Linked DNA regions of Homo sapiens: region 2 is linked to region 1. Evidence: read pairs that join two places in POLR2A ChIA-PET (ENCODE). Cell type or tissue: Panc1. All regions are shown on one strand.

Evidence for each region. Peaks named below come from ENCODE experiments on the same cell type or tissue, not always from the same donor. Only the 100,000 strongest peaks of a DNase experiment are listed, where the experiment ranks them.
Region 2: POLR2A ChIA-PET joins it to region 1 with 8 read pairs; 17 of 35 experiments call an interaction of 5 or more read pairs at or near these places.

Annotation. Positions count from the first base shown.
Region 1 is chr11:130,153,765-130,156,264 of GRCh38, reverse strand. No RefSeq gene overlaps it. Among named protein-coding and RNA genes, the nearest start is that of ST14, 4.8 kb to the left of the region's middle. In Panc1, no CTCF peak of the experiment used is centred here; no DNase peak of the experiment used is centred here.
Region 2 is chr11:130,005,806-130,008,305 of GRCh38, reverse strand. No RefSeq gene overlaps it. Among named protein-coding and RNA genes, the nearest start is that of PRDM10, 4.2 kb to the right of the region's middle. RefSeq lists a cis regulatory region at 1,069-1,415. In Panc1, no CTCF peak of the experiment used is centred here; no DNase peak of the experiment used is centred here; H3K27ac peaks cover 269 bases.

The sequences.
Region 1 (2,500 bases):
CAAACATGCTTCATGGGGAAAATGCACTTTCTAAACGCCAGGTGTTTAGTATCCTTGAGGTAATGCTGCTTTTTCCTGCACGGTCCTTCCCACCCCATCCCCGATGACTTGGCCCCTTCCCCTTAGTGAGATCCAAATTCAGCTAAAGTTTCAAAGTGAATATGATTAACTTTCCCCAGAATTTAATAACTAATCTCTTCCGTCACTTAGGACTTATGGTATAGTGTATTTTGATCTTCCTGATACACATAAGAGCACTGAAAATGCTGTTTGGAGACAGTGAGCGAGGACAGTCTGTGGAGCTGATCAGTGTCCGTCAAGTAAGCTGTCTGCTACTGGGTCTCTTCACCGAGTTTAGAAACAAAAGCATACCATAATTTCTTTTTTTTATTTTATTTTCTTTTCTTTCTTTTTTTTTTTTTTTTTGAGACAGAGTTTTGCTCTTGTCACCCAGGCTAGAGTGTAATGGCACAATCTCGGATCTCGGCTCACTGCAACCTCCACCCAGGTTCAAGTGATTCTCCTGCCTCAGCCTTCCAAGTAGCTGGGATCACAGGTGCGTGCCACCACTCCCAGATAATTTTTGTATTTTTAGTAGAGATGGGGTTTCTCCATGTTGGCCAGGCTGGTCTTGAACTCCTGACCTCAGGTGATCCACCCGCCTTGGCCTCCCAAAGTGCTGGGATTACAGGTATGACCCACCACGCCCGGCCAGCATATCATAATTTCATGAGGATTAAACCAAATGGGTCTGATGTGATAGTTGATGGCTACGCTTCCTCCTGGCTCCTGCACTTCCATGAGCTGGTGCGGCACAGCGGTCCTAGGGGGAAGGGCTTGGCCTCTGCGTGGCTTCCTCTTCATCTGAATTTGCAGCTGATGCATTGCATATGGATAGCATTCAAATGCCAGCACTGAGCACTTCTGTGGGCAAGATGCTCATTCAGCTCTGAGATGAAAGACGACGCTCTAGCAGGCCAGGCTCTGTGGCAGGCACCTGTGGTTCCAGCTGCTCGGGAGGCTGAGGCAGGAAGATCTCTGAGCCCTGGAGTTCGAGGCCTCAGTGAGCTGTGATCACACCTGTGAATAGCCACTGTATTCCAGCCTGGGCAACATAAGTGAGACCCCATCTCTAAACAAAAGATGATGTTCTAGGAATATAGGGGAGAAGATGACCCCTCCTTTTGCAGCAGCAGAGCGGGTTTGTGTGCCACAAACACCCATTTGTTTATGCTACTCTGGATCCAGCTATCTTAGCAAAGGGCTTCCTCATCCATTTAGTCAACCAGTTCTAGAAGACATCACTGACCTCTCCTTTCCTTATCCCACCCACCCACAAACAACAAACACACAAACAAATCACCAATCAGTTGGTTCTACCTTTAAAACATGTTTGGAACCTGTCTAATTCTCCTTTTCCCTCCTGCTGTGTCCCTATTCCACGCCACCATCATCTCTCCTGTGGGCTACACACAGCCCTGCAAGCTCTCCTTCCTCTCTGCTCCACTCTAGGCCTTGTGGTTACAGAGAATGGTTTCCTCTCCAGGCGCAAAACTCCTGAAGGCATGGACCAGTGTCTGTTAGCATCCCCAGCATGCACTCAACCAGTCTTTGTTAAATTATTCAAAGACCACATGAATAAGGAAAAATGCAAGTAAATGTTTTCACAATTTTTTTTTTTTTGAGACGGAGTTTCGCTCTTGTTGCCCAAGCTGGAGTGCAATGGTGCAATCTCAGCTCACTGCAACTTCTGCCTCCCAGGTTCAAGCGATTCTCCTGCCTCAGCTTCCCAAGCAGCTGGGATTATAGGTGCCTGCCACCACGCCTGGCTAATTTTGTGTTTTTAGTAGAGACAGGGTTTCTCCATGTTGGTCAGGCTGGTCTCGAACTCCTGACCTCAGGTGATCCACCCACCTCGGCCTCCCAAAGTGCTGGGATTACAGGCGTAAGCCACCGTGCCGGGACTGTTGTCACAAATTTTTTTATTGTTAAATGTGGTGGAAATATAGAAATCAGCATAAAACAAATATACAGCTTACTGGATTATTATAAGGCAACTCCATAGAAGACCAGATGTGAGTCTGGGCGCAGTGGCTCACACCAAAACTACTAAAAACACAAAAAATTAGCTGGGTGTGGTGGCGAGTGCCTGTAATCCCAGCTACTCGGGAGACTGAGGTAGATAATTGCTTGAACCCAGGAGGCGGAGGTTGCAGTGAGCTGAGATCGCACCACTGCAGTCCAGCCTGGGCGACAGAGCGAGACTCCTTCTCAAAAAAAAAAAAGAAAAGAAAAGAAAACAGAAGACCAGATGTGAGAAGAGATAGAACCTTGCCAACCCTCATGCCAAGCCCTCCATGGGCCCATTCCCAAAACAATCCCTCCTCTCCCCAGTAAGAGTGACCACTCTACTGACATGGATGGTGGTTACTTTCTTGGTTTTTTGTTTTGCTTTGTTTGTTTGTTTGTTTTGAGACAGAGTCTTGCTCTGTCACCCAGG
Region 2 (2,500 bases), 150 kb after region 1:
ACTTTTTTCTCTCTCTCTCTTTCTTTTCTTTTCTTTCTTTCTTTTTTTCTTTTTAAATAGAGACAGGGTTTCACCATATTGCCCAGGCTGCTCTCAAACTCCTCACTCAAGTGATCCACTTCGGCCTCCCAAAGTGCTGGGATTAACAGGTGTGAGTCACTGTGCCACCTGGCCCCAGCTAGTTTTTCATTCAAATCTTAAAAACAAAAACACCCAAAACTGTTGCTATCTTATAAATACTCATCATCCCAGCTATCCACATTCAGATAATTCCTCACTCTCTCCTTCTCCCCGACAACCCCAAACAATCTTGTACCACATAATTTCTTACTTAATAATGTTAAATTAGTTTCCCATGGTTGTCATAACAAAGTATCACAAACAGGTAGCTTAAAACCTTAGAGATGTATTCTCTCTTGGCTCTGGAGGCTAGAGGTCTGAAATCAAGGTGCCCGCCCTGTTCCCTCTGAAGCCTCTAGGAAAGAACCCTTCCTATCTCCTTCCAGCTTCTGGAGGTTGCCAGCAACCTTCAGCATTCCTTGGCTGGTGGACACGTCACTCTCTGTTGCTGTTTTTAGCCTTCCTATTCCCTCCCCTGTGGATCTATGTCTTTGTTTTCTCGTCTTAAAAGAACACTAGTTATAGGTTTTTAGGGCCTACTTTATCCAGTATAAGCTCATCTTAATTAATTATATCTGCAAAGGCCCTATTTTTTTTTTTTTTTTTTTTGAGAGGGAGTCTCACTCTGTCACCGAGGCTGGAGTGCAGTGGCGCGACCTTGGCTCACTGCAACCTCTGCTTCCCAGGTTCAAGTGATTCTCCTGCCTTGGCCTCCTAAGTAGCTGGGACTACAGGTGCACACCACCACACCTGGCTAATTTTTTGGTATTTTTAGTAGAGACATCTTGGCCAGGCTGGTCTCGAACTCCTGACCTCAGGTGATCCATCTGCCTTGGCCTCCCAAAGTGCTGGGATTACAGGCATGAGCCACCATGCCTGGCCTAGTTCTGTCTTTTTATTCTCCTTTAATCTGGAACAGTTTTTCAGGCTTTCTTTGCTTTTCATGACATACTTTTTTTTTTCTTTTTGAGACGGGGTCTCGCTTTGTCATCTGGGCTTCAGTGCAGTGGTGTGATCATAGCTCACTGCAGCACATTAGTTGTTTTCGTTGGCCTATCTTATCTGCCATATGTTGGCAACAGATGTGACTCTTCACCTCCTATGCTTTCTTCAGGTGACTCCCAGTAAACTTCCTAGCTCTCCCTTGAAGCTACTATTGTCAAAGTTACCAGCAATTTCCACCTCTGTCTTTCCAGATCCACAGGTTAACTGTCATTATCATCAGCTTTTAGCAATATTTGCTGCAGCTGGCCACTACATCCTTCTTGAAACACTGTCTTCCCTTGGCTTCTCAGACACCATCCTCTCCAGGTTCTCCTCCTGTGTTATTTCCTTCTCAGCCTTTTGGATGGCTGCCTTCCTATCATCCACCTCTAAATTCAGCAGCTCCCATGAGCTCAGTCCTGGATACACTTGTCTTCTCTATATACACACTCTCTCTCATCTAATCCTAATTAGATGACCACACCTAATTCTATGTATTTAGATATAATGTATAATCTGATGAACTGTATTCCTATAATTGTATTTCCAGCCCTGATCTCTCTTTTGGATTCCAGCTGCCTACGTGGGGTGTCTAGTTGGATTTTCCAAAAGATATTTCCAATTCAACATGGCTACAATACAACTCTTGATTTTCTAACCATTTATCTCCCAGTGTTCCTAATCTCAGTTAAGGCATCAACATTCATTGGCCACTCAGTTTTCAACCTTAGAAGTCATTCTCGATCACTCCCTTGTCACCAGGAGCAACTTACACTCTGTTCCATAACTTATTCATTTGCAAGTTCTGTGGCTTCACCTCCAAAATATATCTGGTGTCCATACACTTCTCCCCATTTAAGCTACTTCTATTTCAGTCAAGATGGGCCATCGTTTCTTATTCAGAGCATATTGGCACAGACTCCTTGTCTCTTGCCCTCTCCCCAAACAAAATAAGCACCCTAGAGCAGCCAGTTATTTTGAAAGACAAAACTGTGTTACTACCTTACTTAAAACCTCCAACTAGTTTAAGTTGCACTTTTTTCTTTCTTTTTTTTTAATTACCACACTTAGTCAATGCTCCTATTAAGTTGCACTTTCTATAATAATTCCAATACCATAGCCTTCAAAGCCTTATGTGGTCTGTCCCAGACCTATTTCCCCAAGTTTTCTTGTATCACTGTATCCTTGTATCACTACACTCTTTCTTGTATCACTCTGTCCTGTGTTCCAATAATTCTGGCCTTCTTACTGTTTCTCAAGTGTGTTAGACTGAAAGCTCAGTCAAGGCATGGATTTTTGTGTTGTTTTTCCTTTTGTCTATAGTGTTAATTGACGAATCACAGAGCATCTAAGACAGTGCCTGGCATTTGGGAAGCATTCAATGAATATCTATTCA